Linked DNA regions of Homo sapiens: region 1 is linked to region 2. A link is an interaction called in ENCODE POLR2A ChIA-PET data of the cell type or tissue named here. Cell type or tissue: MCF 10A. All regions are shown on one strand. Each heading gives the region's core, and the rest is flanking DNA. Links, peaks and the distances in the headings are about the cores only.

Region 1 (10,017 bases), core at 2,976-7,975, 130 kb after region 2:
TCTTTCATGCTTAATTTCTTAGCTTCAATCAAGAGAGTTTGAGGAGTCGGGAAAGAATAGCCTTTCTCATTTCAGCCATGAGTACTTTTAGCATTTCTTGTAGGGCAGGTGTACTAATGACAAAGTCCCTTAGGTCATACCTGGGGATATAATTTTTGAATGGCAGTTTGAAATATTTCATCCTATCACCTTCTGGCTTCCATCGTTTCTGATGAGAAATTGACTGTTAATCTTATGGAGGATCCTTTGTACATGACATGTCACTTCTCTCTTGGTGTATTCAAGATTCTCTTTGTCTTTGGCTTTTGATAGTGTGATCATAATGTGTTTCTGTGTGGGTCTCCAGATTTATCCTGCTTGGAGTGGTGAGCTTCTTGAATATGTAGGTTCATGTCTTTCACCAAATTTGGAAGCTTTTTATTTTTTTCTCCAGTTCTTTTTCCTGCTACTTTGTTTTCTCCTTCTGGGACTCCCATAATGCATAGATTGGTACTTTTAATGATGTCCCCGTTTTTTAAGGCTCTGCTTATTTTTCCTCTGCTCCTTAGACTGGATAATTTCAATATTTTCCTGTTTCCTCACCTATAGCACCCTTGTTTTCTTCAGAACGTTTATCTCAATTTGTAATTTTCTTTAGTTATTTACTTGTTTTTTAAATCTGCCTCCCACATAAGCCTGTAAGCCTCATGAGGAGAAAAAATGCTGTTTTACCATGCATTCCACATCTTCCTGGCACATAGCATGTGTTAGATATTTGGTGAATGAATTAAAGAATGACATATTTTCTGTATGAATCTGAAAAAATATAATTGTATCCTAATTTATGTTAGTCAATTCCACATGATTCACCTGTGTAACTGATTAAATCATGTTAGCTTGATTTTTTCGGTCCCTCAGTTTTGGGACTGAAAATTGGACATTTTAAATATGGTGATGTGGAAATTTTGGAAGTCAGAATGTCCCCCCCCTTTTCTGGGTTTGCTATATTTCTTGTTGTGGCCTTCAGTTGTCTGGTTTTTTAATGACTTGCCAAATGAAGAGACTCTATTCCTTGTCTCCTGTGGTCACTGATGTCTCCATTGTGTTGTATCATTGCCCAGCCAGTGATCTGATGGAGATGTCCTCAAATGGCTGGAGCTGCAAATAAAACAAAACCAAAACCAAAAAACAAACAAAAACTCCTGTGCTTACGTTACTTCATTGCTCATCCAGGCCACCTATAACCCCAACCTTAGCCTCACCTTCTGCATATGCGTAGCTCAAAGATCAGCCAGAGGTATAAATCTAGGGTTCTTTCAAGTTGTTTTCTGAGCATGTGCCCAGCCTTCAGCATATGCATGGTCTTCCAGATTTCCCATTATACATGGGAGCCCCCAACACTCTCATTCCTTCATATATTTTCCTCCTCAGCCTCTTCTTTCCCAGGCTTTTCAGTTTGTATGTTGCTAACCCTGGCCATCATCCCTTGCCCCAGGTGACCCTGGTTAGTGGATGTCTTTAAATGCTTTTGACAAGCACTGCCTGGGATGCCGCTCTAGCTCTGAGAGAGTTCTGAAGGGGTGGTCTCTGAGCTGATTCCTCAGCTCAGGTCACAATGCACAATCACAATTTTTTGAGGACAGGTTCTTATTGACCCCTTTAGCATCACTGCACCAGGAGCACTGACTGCCATCCCCAGTGCTGCCTCTGAGCTGTGAAACGCTTTCTCTGCATCTGTTGTGATTATGTGTTCTTCCCCTGTTCTTTAATCTCTTAATGTAATCTATTGATAGATTTCCAGTGCTGAACTAAGCATGCATTCTGGGGTTCAAAATCTTGATCTCCACATTTTGTTCTTTTTAATATATTGTTGGATTTCATTTTAGGATTTATCTCTGATCATAAGGGAGACTGACTTACTGTTTTCTTCCTTGGTATTTGTGTGTACATTTGTGCTATCCTTTTATTTATGATATGTTGGTTTTTAGAATGAGTTGTGAAATTTTCTGGGATGGTGTAAAAATCTGTTATTGACTGTGGAAGAACTCTTTTCTCCAGAGCCATTTGGGTCTGGTTCCCTTTAAAAAAGTTATCTTTTCAATTTCCTGTATTATTATTGATTTATTTAGTTTTATAAGATGAAAAGTCAATTACGATCATTTAAATTTTCCTAGAAAAATTATTCTTTATGTTCAGATTTCCACATTGATATAGAGTTAAGCAATGCCACAGCTTCTTTTTGTTGTTGTTGTTGTTGTTTTTGTTTTGAGACGGACTCTCGCTCTATCGCCCAGGCTGGAGTGTTGTAGTGGTGTGATCTCAGCTCACTGCCACCTCCACCTCTTGGGTTCAAGCGATTCTTCAGCCTCAGCCTCTCAAGTAGCTGGGATTACAGGCACATGCTACCACACCCAGCTGATTTTTGTATTTTTAGTAGAGACGGGGTTTTGCCACGTTGGCCAGGCTGGTCTGGAACTCCTGACCTCAGGTGATCTGCCCGCCTCGGCCTCCCAAAGTGCTAGGATTACAGGCGTGAGCCACTGCACCTGGCCGACAGCTTCTTGAGTGTGTGTGTTGAAGGTAAATTTTTTGAGATTGAGACTCCTGAGTCTGAAGGAAATTTTAATTTTCACAACTTGATTGGTGGTTTTGTTGGGTCCAGAATTTTAGATTTGAGTTTATTTTTGTAAGATTTTTGGCGGTATTGTTGTGTTTTCTGGCATCCAGATCTGCTCTTGAGAAGTTTGAGGACATTCTGATTCCTAATCATTTTTTATGTGACCTTTTTTCATTCTAGAAGTTTTTAACAACATTTTCTCCTCTTTGTTTGACATTTCATCCCTTAAACTCAGCCATTTAGAAGGCTTCATGGCTAGGCCAGGAGGTGGAGGTTGTAGTGAGCCGAGATCGCACCACTGCACTCCAGCCTGGGCAACAGGGAAACTCTTTGTCTCACCAAAAAAAAAAAAAAAAAAAAGGGTCTAGGTTCCTGGGAAAAGAAATGAGTGTCAGTTCCTATAGATTTTAAGTCATGATGGGAACATCCAGTAGGCTGAGCTCAGCTCACTTGCCTCTTCTCGGCTACCCAAGTTTATAGAGCAAGCCTTTATAACTTCCATAATAGGAGGGGTCCTATCTCATATCAAGCAGGAATTCTATTATGATTGATTTTTAAACCCTGAATGATGAAAGTTTGTTGAAAGACAAACAAATGACCAATGAGGACTACACTTCATAAACAAAATAAAAACTTCATTTTAGGGAGAACCTCTCCTGGGGCCCGTGTAACATAGGAGATTTTTAAAACAGTGACTACAAATTATTTCTAAAGCAACATGGTGTAGGAACTCTTTCTGAAAATTTGGCTTGGCTATTCAGAACTTACTAGTTATGCTGTAAGGCTCATATGTTCACTTCGAAAGTTATTGGACATTACCTGATTTGTAGTTAATATTTAAATAAAGGATCTGGATTTCCTCATCTATAAAATAAGGAATTTTGACTATTAGTGATTTGGACTAGGAACATATTATACATGAGTGTGATATTGAGGAAAAAGAAGGTTGAGAACCTTTGGAATACAAAGGTCAGCAAACTTTTTCTGTAAAGGGTCAGATAGTAAATATTTTAGGCTTTGCAGGGCAGATGAGTTTTGTTGGAAGTGCTGAACTCCGCCGTTTACCTTGAAAGCAGCCATAGACAATATATGCCTGAATTGGAATAGCTGTGTTCCATTAAAAGCTTATTTACATACACGGGTGGTAGCTAAATTTGGGCAGAAACAGGTGGCAGGCCCTACTTGGCCCATGGGCTTTGGTTTGCTGACCCTTAGATTAGATAATTGCTAGAACCCTATCACAAGCTAATAGTCTATGTGGTATCTTATCCAAGTCGAGGATTCTGGAAAAGAAGAAGAAATAGAATGGTAAGTAAAAGTTTGTGTTAACTGTAGATGTCTGATTGCTGCATGATAGAGAATTGTAGAAATCTAGTAGATATCTTCAGTCTTGAAGGAAAATTGATCCCCCTATTAAAATAGAATGTCTTGTACAATGTTTAGGCCTTAGAAGGAGATTTTCCAGGTAAGGAGGTCATTGACCTCTTTCGTTTTGCTCAGTTAATATTTTACCCCTTGGCTTTCATGGATGTGCTGTTCTTCCTTTAAAGTTCTGGACTAATGGGGACACATTTTTTCTTCTTGGTTCTGTTTAATATGACTGCTATGAACTGGAACTTTAAAAAGTATTTGTATTCTAAAGGAAAACAGAGGGAAATGACTCAGAATATATTAAGAATATAAACAGGCTGTACAGGGTTCTTGTGTTAGCTTGCCCTGTAAGATTTTGAGTCATTATTTCACTTAGCATGATGTCTTCAAGATTCATCAGTGTCGTAGCATGTGTCAGAACTTCCTTTTTAAGGCTAAATAATATTCCATTATATATCTATACTATTTTTTTTTAAACCATATATCCTTCAATAGACACTTGAGTTGCTTCCACCTTTTGGTTATTGTAAATAATACTAATAGGAGCTTGAGTATATTAATGTGTCTTCAAGTGCCTGCTTTCAGTTCTTTTGAGTGTATACCCAGAAATGGAATTGCCACGCCAGTCCTTGGATTTAGGGGCCAGTCTTAATCCAGAATGACTTCATTTTAACTAATTACATCTGCATAGATTCTATTTCTAAATAAGGCCACATTCTGAGGTTCTGGTGGACATGCCCTTTTGGGGGATGCTGTGGTATGATAAAAAATGAATATTTTTTTCTGCCCAGGTTCCCTCGGCAGAACTTTGGAAACCCTTTGAATTTACTATCTTTTCTACACTAATGAGATGGCTTATAGCGGGGGTGGGGGCCCTAGATAGCTTTGGGGTGGGGGCTTGTCAGAAAAACTAACCCCATGTTAAGAGGGTTAGAACGTTCAGGCTCAACCCCCAGCCTCCCTCGAGGGGAGGGGCTGGAGATTGGTGGTAATCACCATTAGTCAGTGATTTAATCATCAGGTTTAGGGAGCTTCTGAGTTGGTGAGCACCTCCTCGTGCTGGGAGGGTGGTGCACCCTGACCCTTCAGACTGGCCCTGTGTACCTCTTCATCTGGCTCTTCATTTGTATCCTTTATAATAAACTGTAACAGTAAGTACGGTGTTTTCCTGAGTCCTGTGAATTGTTATAGTAATAGCAATGGGGGGAGGTGTGATAACCCCAGAATTTGTAGACTTCAGCCAGGGAGAAGTGTGAGTAGCCTGGGCACCTCATTGCAGTTGGCATCTGAAGTGGGGCAGCCTTGTGAAACTGAGCCCTTAACCTGTGGGGCCTGCCCGAACTCCAGATGATTAGTATTAGGATTGAATGGAGTTGTTGGTATTGCAGTATGATTGTGCAATTTGGTACAGTCAGCAAGTCAAACTTTTAAAAAATATTGCAAAAGATGGCTGAGTGAAGTGTAATAATACACATGCAGCATTTTAAAAACCAAACTTATTAACTTCTACCCCACCCTCAAATAAACCAGCACGTATATCCATCAATCCACAACTAATCCAGATTCAAAATACTGATGTTTTCATTGACTTCTCCTTCCTTGTTCTATTCAGTTAGTCAACATGCCTTGGAATTTCTAAATTGACAGTTTCTGGTTCATGCATTTGTCTTATTCTCCCTTCTGTTTCTTCACCGTGATGCTAACCACATTTTTTTTTCTTAATGGTTGGTTTGTAGTTACTTTGTTTTACCATTGTTTATGTTTTATCGATTAATTAGTTCTTGCTTCTTGCTACTAGATTACCTTTCCTAAACTGAGGCTGTGTTGCATATGAAGTATAGATTTCTTACGTTGCTTTTCTAGTAATGCCCCAAATCTTTACCACCTTTTCTTTCTGACTACTTCTCTCTATGAGTGTGCTTTCAACTCACCTGAACTCCTTGCTGTGCTCTAGGCTTGTGGAACTCAGCCTCTGTGCTGTTATTTCCCTGGAATGCCCATCTACTTGACAAAAATGTAGTTATTCTCAGCCTTCATCTCAGTTATTACCTAGTGTGTCAAACCAAACTTGATTTTCCCCAGCCCTCATCACATTGTGTATATTTTTTGGAATCTTTACTCAAATTTAAGTCATTCATTAATTTAAGTTCATTTGCTTTTTTGCTGATAAATTTACATAATATGAAACTTAATACTTCATTAAAAATTTTATATATTGTCCTCTTTTAATAATTTTATTTGTCCTCACATTATATGTTCACATGTGTGCACAGATAAACATTGGTGGTGATGTTCTTCTCCTAGTTTTACAATTGTTTTTATCAGAGAAATTTGGGATGATTGTAATATCTTTGTGCTTTTAGGTATTGCAATAATATTTCATAATGATCATGTATTAGTTTGGTATAGATAATCAAGCTATTACTCTAATAAATGAGTTTTTTAAAAGTTTAAGGAAGAATAAAGAAGACCATAAATCCATAATTAATTCTGTGTGAACAGATAACTACCATTGTAGCAGTTTGGCTTATATCCTGGGCACACGTGTACACGTATGTTTTACATACACAGTGGCCATACCATATTGTATGATATTGGAGAATTCCCCCCCATTATATTATTGGGGATATTTTTTCATGTCAGGAAACAGTTTGACTTTAAAATTCTTATTGCTGCCTAATATGTAACTACATGACTGTACTTTTATTTGACCTCTCTGCTCTGGCTTTTTTTTGTTGGGCATTTGGTTTATTTCTACTTTTTCCTATTAATAAAACACTTCTTGATGAACATCCTTGTACATATTACCTTTGTTCACTAAATGATGAACAGTATTTATCAAAATCTTGGGAGTCCCCGAGACTATGTCAGAGTGTCTGTGAAGTCAGACTATTTTCATAACGGTATTAAGGCTGTTTGCCTTTTTTTTTTTTTTTTTTTTTTTTTACTGTGCTGACATTTGCATCAATGTTGCAAAAGTAATGGTGGGTACATTCTCTGGTGTTTTAACATGAATTAAGGCAGTGACAATTATTTATTTTATTAAATCTTGATCCTAAAGTGCATTTAAAAAATCTTTGTGACAAGTAGGGAGCATATGCATAAAGGACTTCTGTTTCGTACTGAAGTATAACAGTTGTCTTCAGGAAAAGTACCTGTCCAGCTGGCATGGTAGTGTGCACCTGTGTTCTCAGCTACTTGGAGGCTGAGGCGGGAAGCTCACTTGAACCCAAGAGTTCAGTCCAGTCTGGGTAACATTGCAAGACCCCGTCTCTTAAAAAATAAAAATAAAAAAAGGTACTTGTTCAATTTAATTGTGAGCTGAGCTAGCTTTTCTTATTTCTTCTGTAGAACATCATTTTTACTTGAAAGGACAATTGACAGACTGTGGTTATTCAGATTTTAGTGCTTGGCGGATACATTCTTGAAAATGAAGTGAGCCTGTCACTTCAAGTAAAACAGTGGACATTATTTGTTGCCAATGATAATATGTAAGTTTTCAAACAAAAATGAGAATTTTGAAATACTTATATTTGATATTGTGAGCTTGAAAACTTCCCAGCACTTGAGGACTTTCCTGGTGAGATTGGTGATGTTGTTAACCAGTGTGATTTTGTATATTGGATAATGAAATGTGTTAGCATTTGGAGTACTACATAAATCAGGGCACCAATATTTTCAAAATGACCACTGCATGGTGGCACAAAATCATGGTTAAAGATCCAATAACAGTACAAGACACGCTTGGACTTTAACATAACAGGTATGAAATATTAATTGCTGTGGCTTCAGATTCTGCATTGCAGCCAGTCTTTAAGAAGTGGCCACTTTTTGATTATTAGTGTAGTATCGAAGAATATCTAAAATTGTTTGAAAAGACAAAGTACTTCTTTTTACAACTACGTATTTATTTGGAGTCAGATTTCTTTCATGTGTTTCAGTCAAAAAACATATCGAGTGAGACTCCATCTCAGGAAAAAAAAAATATGTGTATGTATATATCTCACAAGAGATTGAATGCAGAAGCAGATAGAAGAATTCAGCTGTTTTCTACAAAGTCAGACATTAAAGAGTTTTGGAAAACTAAAAAATATTTGTTTTATAGACTTTTTGTCATTAAAATATGTTGCATTAACATGTAATACTGATTTGTTTCTTAAGTTTGACTATTCTTTTTAAAATTATAGTCAGCCCAGTTTGTACCAGCTGACCCTTACCTCATTTCCTGTCTTCTTTACCCTCCTGCTCTAGTCTTTTCCAATAAAGGCCTTAAGTTACATACCATATATTAGTTTATTGGGATTACTGTTTGTCTTTTCTTACTAGAATGTAACCTACACAGGGTGAAGGTTTTTTTTTTTTTGTCTTGTATGTCAGTTGTCTAGAACAGTGCCTGGCATATATTATGTGGTCAAGAAATAGTTGTCGAGTGAAGGATACAGGTTTCATGACTCTTCATTTGTATTCATATTTTTTGCTTATCTTGCATTCTCTGATTTTGGAATGATTTCAACAGCCACTTTCCTTAGTATTTTATGGCGTCTCTCCTTTGGGAAAATACTTTAATTATTTTTGATGATCCTGGCCTCTAATTTTGGCTTTTGTAGATTTAACTCTGAAATTTCCGGAAAGTGCTACGTAGCACGATGGCAGTTAAATTTCCTTCCGGAGTGCCCGCGCTGATGCACAGTGTGAGATGAACACAGGGATTCCTAACCCTAGCTGTCCATCAGAATTAGTGGGAACTTTAAAAAGCAAAAAGAGCCCACTGAATCAAAAATCAGTGAGGAGGCCAAGGATTATATGCTTGTTAACAAGGTTATAATACTTGTTATTAGCTAGCCTGGCAAAAAGATGTTCTGGTTTCAGCAGAATTAGATGCTCTTTTTTTTCGTTTTTTCTTATTTTGGTCTCACTGTTTTGTCCAGGCTGGAGTGCAGTGGCCATGCACAGGCATGAGCATGGCACACTACAGCTTCAAATTTCTGACCTCAAGCAATCCTCGCTTCTCAGGCTCCCAAGTAGCTAGGGCAACAGGCTCCAGCCACTGCACCCAGTGGATGCTCTAATTAATTAGCAATGTCTGCCATGGATGATTGTGATTAAGTACTAATTTCTTCGCTGTGTCTTAATGAGAAAAAAGTCACAAGCTAAATTTTTAGCTTATAAAATATTGGGATTTTGCTTCTGTTTTCATAGATAGGGAATGCTCCTTGTTTTCATGAAGCATGACTTTTGATGTTTTAAAATTCATTAAGAACTATTTTTTGGCCTAACGTGTATCAGGGACAGTGCATCCTCTACATTTAAAAATAATGTATATTTTGCACTTGTTGGTCCAAGTACCCTGTATTGGCTGTTAGGTCTAGTTGATTTATAGTATTTGAGTCCTCTATATCCTTATTAATCTTTTACCTGGATTTCATATTTGTTGAAAGTGGGGTGTTGAATTCTCTAAGTATTAATGTAGATCAGTCTCTTTCTCCCTTCATTTTTGTCAACATTTGCTACATCAATTTTGGTGTTCTGTTTCAGTGCATATATGTTTATAATTGTTATATCTTGATGAATTGACCCTTTGATCGGTATACAGTATTCCTTCTTTTTGAAACAATTTTGGATTTAAAAATATTTTATCTGATATTAGTGTAACTTTGCCAGCTGCCTTTTGGTTACTATTTGCGTGAAATATCTTTTTCCATCCTTTCACTTTCAATTTATTAGTGTCTTTGGGTCTAAAGTGAGTCTCTAATAGGCAGCATATAGTTGGATTTTTTTTTTTTTTTTTTTTTGAGACGGAGTGTCTCTCTGTCGCCCAGGCTGGAGTGCAGTGGCGTGATCTTGGCCCACTGCAACCTCTGGCCCACTGCAACCTCCGCGGGGTTCAAGTGATTCTCCTGCCTCAGTCTCCTGAGTAGCTGGGATAACAGGCGCTCGCCACCAAGCCTGGCTAGTTTTTGTATTTTTAGTAGAGACGGGGTTTCACCATCTTGGTCAGGTTGGTCTCAAACTCCTGACCTCATGATCCACCCGCCTCGGCCTCCCAAAGT
Region 2 (10,017 bases), core at 2,977-7,976:
CACAGTTAGTGGTAACAGAGTGCTCAATAAGAATTCATAGCTCCTCTCATAGTTCCTTGACTTTGGGACATTTGGGGTATTGACAACATTTTAAAAATGATCAGTAACTCTGCTATGAGGATTTCTGTATCACTTTTTCCTGTAGAATTATTTTTGCGGAACATATTCCTAAGTTTGGGGTAACTAGGTCGCCGTAGGTATACATTCCCGTATGCTCATATTTCTGGCCGAGGAATGGAAGAGTGCTCAGCTAAGACAGAGACATCTATAAAATAAGCTGCAAGCCAAATCACACTGTGAATTTCTGTAATGGTCTCCCCTCTCGAAAGAGGAACAGGCAGCTCATTGCTTGGGATTCCTCTGAAACCTCTGGCTCTTGTTTATCCTCTCCACTTGGAGGCGAGAGCCCATGGTAGAAGGACAGATAGTGTGAGCTTCGTTGTGCCGGCCGAGAGCACCCACATGCGGTCCCAGGGCATTTCTTAGCGCCTGCTGGGAGTGGCCACCAGTTGTCTCTTTTTCTTTTTCTTTCTTTCTTTCTTTCTTTTTTTTTTTTTTTTTTTTTTTTTTGAGGCAGAGTTTCACTCTTTTCACCCAGGCTGGAGTGTAATAGCATGATCTTGGCTCACTGCAACCTCCGCCTCCCCAGTTCAAGTGATTCTCATGCCTCAGCCTCCCGAGTAGCTGGGATTACAGCAGTTGTCTCTTTTAAGTCCTTCACGTCATTTGTTTCCATTTTGGCCCCTGCTTATTTTTTAAAAAGCAGATAGATGTGAGATAATTTTGTTCCATTTGAACAAAACTTTTTCATTATTTAAAAATTAATAATCTCAAAATGACATTAAATGTCTTCCCTCTTGATGCTGTGCATTGGACTAAGGGTTCTCTTTATGTTCGTTAATACCCAGATCTTGAAAGAGGGTTATGTTTCTAAATTTGGGGTATGAAACATTCCCCTTTGACTGGGTGCAGGGGCTCATGCCTATAATCCCAGCACTTTGGGAGGCCGAGGCAGGCGGATCACTTGAGGTCAGGAGTTCAATATGAGCCTGGCCAAGATGGCAAAATCCCATCTCCATTAAAAATATAAAAATTAGCCTGGCGTGGTGGCACATATCTGTAATCCCAGCTACTCACAAGGCTGAGGCATGAGAATGAAAAAAAAAGAAAGAAGGAAGGAAGGAAGGAAGGAAGCAAGGAAGGAAGGAAGGAAGGAAGGAAGGCTGGCTCCCCTCCCCTCAGAAGCTCCTGAAGAGAAGAAATCTTAGTCCCGTATTCTTCCAGGCCCAAGAATCCTCGGCTGTGGGTGGAGCGAGCCTTCCAGGAAAGTCGCCGATGGGGCTCTGTGATTGTAGAGATCACATGCATTCCGTAAACTCCACCCAGGAGCTCTGTGCGAAGGACTGACATGAACAAAAACAAGTGGTGTTTCTAATGGGAAGGACCAGGTTTCTTTACATGCAGGGGACCCAAGAATGACAGACAAAGAACCTCCCCAGAGTAGAAAGTCTAGTGCACGCCATGAAGCCAAACGCTAAGATCCCCTTGCTTGCTCATGGCCCCTGAGCATCCCCTCTGCACAAGGGTCCTGCTGGATGTGAAGATACAGCAGTGGACAAAGTGAAGGGGTCCCTGTCCTCCCAGCACTTGTGGTCTGGGCCTGAAATCGCCAGGCGGCAGCCTCCCTCTTATACAGAGTCCCTGGGCCGCCGCCTTGTTTATGTACAGCCCATGAGCTGAGATTGGTTTTTACATTTATAAAGGATTGAAAAAAGGTCAAAAGAATAATATTTAATGACACATGAAAATGATGTGAAATTCAAATTTCATTGTCCATACATAAAGTTTCGTGGGACACAGCTGCGCCCACATTTGCGTACTGTCCCCAGCTGAGCAGAGTGGTGGCAGGGGCCTGGCACCCGGCACCCTGAGCTATGGACTATGTTTAGAGAAGATGCTTGCCAGGTTCCAGCATGCCAGCCTCACTTCAGCGGCCTTGCACCTGCAGTTTGCAACCTGTGCCCTGCCCTGCGGCTGACATCATCCTATCTCCGGAAGGGCAGGTCCCCAACTGCTCATGCCCCTGCCAAATCATCTTCCTTTCTCTGGAGGCCAACAGCACTTTCCTCCTAGTGGGCACAACCGAGGTTCCTCTAGACGTGTTGAACACGCACGTGCACACACGTGCCCACATGCATCCACACACACAGCTGCGGCACCACGTGGAGAGTCGGGCTGTGCTCACCCAGGCGCTGCATCTTCTACCTGTTGGCATTGACTGAGGATGCCTTCTGGGCCAGGAGCCATGAATGGGGCTTTGCACATATAGAGGTGCAGTCTTCTGTGACAGCCTGGCGGGGTGGGTATCGCTACCGCATGTTGTAGGCCAAGAAACCGAGGCCCTGAGACACACTTCAAAGTGGGGGAGGCCCAGGGTGTGACTGTCACGCCAGGCCATGTCTCTGCCCATGCCATCATGTGGCGCACACTCTGTAAGTGCCTGTTGACCTGGTTTCCTCGTGGCCTAAGGTGGGTGGGCAGTAGCCATGTCAGGGTGTCCCTGCTGGGGGCTTCCATCCCAGCTCCAGTTCCTACCCTGAGGTTGGCGGCCCACCCCACTTCAGAGAGGAGGAAACGCAGCCTTCGAGAGGGTGAGTCTCTTGCTCAGGGTCACAAAACCAGGTTAGATGCTGAAGCCAGAAGATAAACCAGGTCTATCTGGAGCCAAAGCCTTTCTCTGAGTGTCAGGGCCAGAGGGGGTGAGCACCTCGTCTTCATGGAGGTGCTGGGATACCTCCACAGTCCTCGTAAGAGCCACTATACCTGTCTACACCACCATGCACACTCCCCTGGTTACTTCTTACAGCACGCTAGTCACGCATAGCACCAGGCAGGTGCCCCCAAATGGGTTCTAGAACAATCAGTGTCACGGAACTCAGCCTCCCTTCTCTTTTTCCAAGACAACCAATGTATCACTTTCCTGCCAAACGTTCTATGGAAAGAACCATTTGAAAACAGCCAGACTCAAAGCTGAAGCACATTAAATCCAGCCTCCCTGTATGGGAGCTGCACGGTGCCCACTGTGTCTTCTAGCTCCTTTTGTCCTGGGGGAAAAACACTGCAATCCTCTAAACACATCCCATTATCCTCCATTCTTTACCCGATTTGTGGATTCAAACAATTCTTATTCAGTGGAATAAGGAGCAATTAACAGGACTAGGGATTTATTAAGGATAAGTCATGCCAGACAGTTTTGACAGCTTGTTTTGAGGGTGACAGAATTACAAAATCCGAGGCTAGATGCATTATGTATTTAGACTTTTGTGCAGCATCTAATACCAGGCTTGGGAAATTATTCTTGCCAAATGGTCTGAACCCGCCTGGATGAGAACAGTCTCATGTACCGGAAACCGACTCAAAGATCAGAGACAAAGGATACATGACATTCAGCCATGCACGGGTCGGTGTGGCGGGGGCAGGGAGTGGTGTTTCACGAGGGGCTGCAAAGGTCAATGTTAGGGTTTGTTTCCCGTAACATCTTCATTATTATCTGGAGGGAAGGGCACACTGCCGGCCACCAGGGCCGTGTGGGAGGGTGGGAAGCTCCAGCCTCTGGGAGCTGATGCTCACCCTGCAGCTGCTCAGCAGTGACCGAACATGAAGAGGCCACAGAGGGACCGGAGCAACACGGGGGCTGGGTCGGTGCCCCCAACACCCCTGCCACCCAAGAACAACCCACAGAAGGTGGGCGGGGACAAAGCCCATCAGCCTCATGGACTTGGATAGTGGAGAGTGCCCCAGGATCCCCCAGTCATAAAACCTCAGTGGGTTGGGCTGTGTCCCCCAAAGAGACACTCAAGTCCTAACCCCAGTACCTGTGAATGTGACCTTATTCAGAAAAAGGGTCTTTGCAGATACACTCAGCTAGGATGAGATCATATTAGGATAGGATGGGTTCTAATCCCATGTGACTGATGCCTTACCAGTCACATGGTAAGAGACCCAGACCACACGGGGGAGAAAGGCTGTGGCACTACAGAGGCAGAGGCTGGGGTGATAGATCTCTAATCCCAGGAACACCAAGAGTTGCCACCACCACCAGAAGCTAGAAAAAGCCACAGACTAGATTTTCCCTCTGAGCCCCCAAGAAAAATATGAGCCTGCCAACACCATGGTCCTGGACTTCTGGCCTTTGCCCCACGAGGGAATCATTTCTGCGTAAGACATCTGGATTGTAGTGCTTAGTTATGGAAGCCGGAGGTGCTAACGGAAGTCTGATTTCAGAAGTGAAGAATTAATAATGGAGTCCAATGGCCCCCGCTTCTGCCCCGAGGCTAGAGGTGGGGTGGTAAACTCAGGCACTGCGCGAGCCACACCTGCCAAAGTGTAGATTCATTTTCCCTCCAAGATACGAATGACAAAAGAAGAACTTTCCTGTAAGGCAGGGGTCCTCAACCCCCAGGCCTTGGACCAGTACCAGTCTGCAGGCTGTCAGGAACCAGGCTGAACTGCAGGAGGTGAACAGCAGGCCAGTGAGCAAAGCTTCATCTGTATTTATAGCTGCTCCCCATTGTTCACATTACTGCCTGAGCTCCACCTGCTGTCAGATCAGCAGCGGCATTAGATTCTCATAGGAGTGTGAACCCTATTGTGAACGGCACATGCAAGGGATCCAGGTTGTGGGCTCCCTATGAGAATCTAATGCCTGATGATCTGCCACTGTCTCCAATCACCCCCAAGATGGGACCAACTAATTGTAGGAAAACAAGCTCAGGGCTCCCACTGATTCTACATTATGGTGAGTTGCATAATTATTTCTTTATATATTACAATGTAATAATAGAAATAAAATGCACAATAAATATAATGCACTTGAATCATCCCCAAACCATCCCCCCCACCCTCCCTGGTCATTGGAAAAATTGTCATCCATGAAACCGATCCCTGGTGCCATAAATGTTGGGGACCGCTGCTCTAAGGGGCCTGAGGGAAGACTCATAAAGGTTAGGGACCACTGTTCTAAGGGGCCCAAGGGAAGATTCAGGTCTATTAGGTGGTGGCTAGCACAACCCTCAGCACCTGGCAGCACAGCTGCACCTGTTGTATTTATGAAATGGAACACACAGGCCATCAGCACCTGGTGAACTACCCCTAACTCCATGCTATGCTACCATCACCTTTCTCTCTCTCTCAGCACTTCACACCCTCAGATGATGGTTATTTTTGTCGTTCAGGAATCTTGAATCGCCTGTTTATTTCTTCTCCCTGAGGATAGTATAGCATTTCATCTTTCTTTCTTTTTTTTTATTTTTTGAGACAGAGTTTCACTCTTCTTGCCCAGACTGTAGTGCAGTGGTGCAATCTCGGCTCACTGCAACCTCCGCCTCCTGGGTTCAAGCGATTCTCCTGCCTCAGCCTCCCGAGTAGCTGGGATTACAGGCATGCGCCATCACGGCCGGTTAATTTTGTATTTTAAGTTTCTCCATGTCAGTCAGGCTGGTCTCAAACTCCTGACCTCAGGTGATCCACCTGCCTCGGCCTCCCAAAGTGCTGGGATTACAGGTGTGAGCCACCACACCCAGCTCATCTTTCTTTATTCCCAAATTCTAAATGCAATGTTTCCCCCTCTTAAACAGAATATTTGGTTGATCAGAACATTGCGCTTCTGCTCATGTAATATATTCTCCTACAGATTTTCAAATTTGTCCCAGCCAGTACCGGTAAGACCACAGACTCCATCTCAGGCCCACACCCAACAGGGCTTAGTGTACTGCAAAGCTACTGTCTGGATAAACAGGGCTTCCTAGACCCCAAAGCCACACTATTTGTGTCTTATCTATGAAATACCAATTCTGATCTTGTGGACTCTTTTTATATCATGCTAGTCTTGATCAGCTAAAACCTGACATCCCAGACACAACGTCATTAAATTAAATACCCAGTAGGTGAACAGGTGCCTAACTCCTCTGTTTTTCTTGACATTGTATCACTTTCCTAGAGTCGTCACAAAATATCAGAAATAGTCCCCAACTCCTCATAGAATTAACATGACATAGCTATTATCAACTACTTATTCTTTCATTTTCCAGACATTGAGAACCTATTATGAGCAAAATCTTGTGCTAGGGAATGGGGGTACAAGATTAAAAATGTAATTAAGGATAGAAATGTGTTACAGTACATACACAGCTAGAATAAAATGCAGAATTTAACAAATATCCTAAAAAATGCTATCAAAATACTTTTGATGTTCAGAAGGTGTGAGAGAATATCTGATATCTTATTTTTCCACAAATTCATCTTTGTAAAAAAGTGACACAGTGTCATTCCAACTCAGTGTGGGGGAGCAAGGCTTATTTGATAAACGGCTCTGGTACACGCTGTGATGTTCACCCAGGAAACACCCTCCATGTCGACTCCACAGGTAGACGGAAAAGAAAAGCATGCAGTAATGGAAGAAAATTCAGAAAGCGATTTGTGTAACAAACGGCTGGCAGGGGACATTCTCAAACAAGACGGGGTGCCCAATGCCTTCGTGGACGGGGAGGTGTCCATGGGGGAGAGGAGCCACCGCACACAGATCACAGCCAGAGGAGGCATGCATCAGGCGGGACAGGGAGAGTTACTATCCCCACATTCACAATGGCATAAAAGACAAACCACCCAGTAGAATACTGGGCAAAGGCTACAAATACACACCTCGAAATAAGAAATCCAAATAGCACGCTGGTGGAAAGATGCTTAACTGCACTGGTAGTCAATGAAAGGGGAATAAAGGCAATAGCGAAATACCATCTTTCACTGGTTAGATTACCAAAATTAAAAGAATGCTATTACCCAGCGCTGGCAATATGCAAGAAAGCAGCCTCTGTCACCCACTGCTGGCTGGAATATCCATGCTGCAGCCTGCAGAGAAGCAGTCCAACAACATGGGTTAGTGTTAAAATGTTCCTACCTTTGACCCCTGCCTTTCAGGAATCTGTCCTGGAGAAATCCAATCAACAATACCTAAGGATGCAGCACCACGGAGGCTGCAGCGTCACTGTGTGGTGGCAAAACACCAGAAACAATATGTGTCCATCTGTAGAATGGTCTTCTTAACTGGAAAATGTCCATATCCTAGGCAGCCATGCTTTTCTTTTCTTTTTTCTTTCTTTCTTTCTTTCTTTCTTTTTTTTTTTTTTTTTGAGACAGTCTTGCTCTGTTGCCCAGGCTGGAGGGCATTGGCATGATTTCAGCTCACTGCAACCTCTACCTCACGGGTTCAAGCGATGCTCCTGCCTCAGCCTCCCAAGTAGCTGGGACTACAGGCACCTGTCACCATGCCCAGCTAATTTTTGTATTTTTAGTAGGGATGGGGTTTCACTATTATTTTAAAACGTCGAAGCCAAAAACCTGCATAGCTGCTGCCTGGTGTCTGAGCGACTGCAGTGCTGGCAAGGGCAAGGCTCTTGACTCTGATGGGAATGGAGCGGGGTCGGGAGGTAGACATGCGTCTTTTCTCTTATCTCTTGCTAAAATCATCATGTGTTATTTTGATAATTAATTTCTTTTTTTTTTTTTTTTTTTTTTTTTGAGGCAAGTTCTCACTGTCACCCAGGCTGGAGTGCAGTGGTGCAATCACACAGCTCATTGCAGCCTCGTCCTCTTGGGCTTAGATGATCCTCCCTCCTCAGCCTCCTGAGTAGCTGGGACCACAAGTACACGCCACCACACCCTGCTAATTTTTTTTTTTTTTTGTATTTTTTGTGGAGACAGGATCTCCCTGTGTTGCCCAGGCTGGTCTCAAAATCCTGAGTTCAAGCTATCCTCCCGCCTTGGCCTCCCAAAGTGCTAGGATTACAGGGCTGAGCCACGGCAGCTGGCCTTAACATTTTTAACAAAGAAATATTTGAAAACCCACATAGAGTAATGAGACATGTGAGTATTCAGCCTACCTGATTTGCACAGGGCCTGGAAAGCCACACACAGGGGTCCCGGCCGCTGCTGGGCCAGTGCAGGGATCTCCAGGAGCCTCTCCTGAGGCGTGGCCCTGGTGGCCCCGAAGGAGTTCAGGCTCCTTCCCCAAACCTTCAGGCAGCTTGAGAGCTCCTTTGCTAAATAGATGGGCTTATTAGTGGGCCTCAGGAACCCCCTCAAATATTAGAAATCACCATTAATCCTGCATCGTTGTAGAGAAGGGACAGCAGAGCTCTCTAGAACACATACGCCCAGTCTCCATGTGGCTGGAGAGGGCTCCTTTCCTCTGATGTTTTCAGAAAGTTCAGGAAAAAGGACATGAGAAGGGCCCAAAGAGCCTAATTAACTTTGACTTGACTTCAACAATGGGCAGGAGAATAAGACCCCTTTTAATATAAAATTAAAACCTCTCCACCAGAGCCTTATCCTCGCCAGCACTTTCTTTCATTGCTTTAAATTGGTCTTCTCGGCCTTGTAGGACTGTGGTGGGCGGGCCCAGGAGCCCAGACTCGCCCATTCTGGGCAAGTGTGTTCACATAGCTCTGACAATGCCAGCTCTCGGTCATTGTCACGCTTCCTTCTCTGTCCCAGGTTAAGCTACGCCGTGGGGGGATCAGCTGCTGCCAATGTGGAGGCCAAGCTGGGATCACTTCTTCATTCTAACTGGAGAGAAGGGAAGTTCAAGTCCAGCAGAGGGTGGGTGGGTAGACAGTGGCACTCAGAAATGTCAGCTGGACCCCTGTCCCCGCATAGGCAGGACAGCAAGGCTGTGGCTCTCCAGGGCCAGCTGAAGAACAGGACACTGTCTCCGCTGCCACAAAGCGTCAGAGACTCCCATCTTTGAAGCACGGCCTTCTTGGTCTTCCTGCACTTCCCTGTTCTGTTAGAGACCTGGTTATAGACAAGGCTTCTCCACCTAAGAAAAAACAACTTTGGGCTGGGCGCGGTGGCTCACACCTGTAATCCCAGCACTTTGGGAGGCCAAGGTGGGCAGATCACGAGGTCAGGAGATCAAGACCATCCTGGCTAACATGATGAAACTGTGTCTCTACTAAAAATACAAAAAAATTAGCCAGGCATGGTGGCAGGCGCCTGTGGTCCCAGCTACTTGGGAAGCTGAGGCAGGAGAATGGCGTGAACCCAGAAGGCGGAGCTTGCAGTGAGCAGAGATCGCGCCACTGCACTCCAGCCTGGGTGACAGAGCGAGACTCCATATCAAAAAAAAAAAGAAAAGAAAAAACAACTTTGTCCCAGCCATGAGTATTCTGGGCTTCCGAACCTGGAGGTTCCGAAGACCCCAGGAGAGGGAACTGGACAGTCAGCTCCCAGCGAGTAGCCAGAGGCTGGAAGTAGCTGTTTCCCAGTCTTTCATGAGAAACCAGAAGTCCGACGTTCTACGTGAAATCTTGATCCACATTATGTGGGCTGGATTTGGACCCTGAGCCTCCAACCATCCACGTGGCTGGGTCCTTTGGCCATCACCCTCACCCATCACAGCTTCAGATGCCTCTGGCCTGTGTTTGTTTCCTAACCTGCTGTAACAAAGTGTCCCAAGCTAGGGCCTTGAAACAACAAAAATTCACTCTCTCACAGCTCTGGAGACCAGGAGGCCAACACTGAGGAACCAGCAGGGCCGTGATCTCTCTGCAGGCTCAGGCAAGGGTCCTTCCTTCCCTCTTCATGGTTCCGGTGGCTGCTGGCAACCCTCGGCATTCCTTGGCTTATGGACGCATCACTGCCCCTCTGCCTCCCAGGGCCCTTGGCATTCTCCCCAGTGTGTGTCTTTGTGTCTCCATCTTATCTTCTTATAAGGATGCTGGCCACTGGATTAGGCCCTGCCCCACCCCACCCTGCTCCAGTATGACCTCATCTTAACTGACAACATCTACAAAGGTTCTATTTACAAATAAGGTCACCCTTCAAGTTTCTTTTCTTTTTTTTTTTTCTTTAATTTTTTGAGACAGAGTCTCACTCTGTCGCGCACGCTGGAGTGCAGTGGCATGATCTCAGCTCACTGCAACCTCTACCTCCCTGGCTCAAGCGATTCTCATGCCTCAG

The links. ChIA-PET counts read pairs that join two places held together with the same protein. Peaks named below come from ENCODE experiments on the same cell type or tissue, not always from the same donor. Only the 100,000 strongest peaks of a DNase experiment are listed, where the experiment ranks them.
Region 1: POLR2A ChIA-PET joins it to region 2 with 5 read pairs; 2 of 35 experiments call an interaction of 5 or more read pairs at or near these places.

Annotation. Positions count from the first base shown.
Region 1 is chr7:155,648,647-155,658,663 of GRCh38, forward strand. The region is part of intron 1 of RBM33 (RNA binding motif protein 33); the gene reads left to right. Among named protein-coding and RNA genes, the nearest start is that of RBM33, 9.0 kb to the left of the region's middle. In MCF 10A, for the core only: no CTCF peak of the experiment used is centred there; a DNase peak (open chromatin) is centred at 5,305.
Region 2 is chr7:155,519,885-155,529,901 of GRCh38, forward strand. All of the region lies in intron 2 of CNPY1 (canopy FGF signaling regulator 1), which reads right to left. Among named protein-coding and RNA genes, the nearest start is that of CNPY1, 22 kb to the right of the region's middle. In MCF 10A, for the core only: no CTCF peak of the experiment used is centred there; no DNase peak of the experiment used is centred there.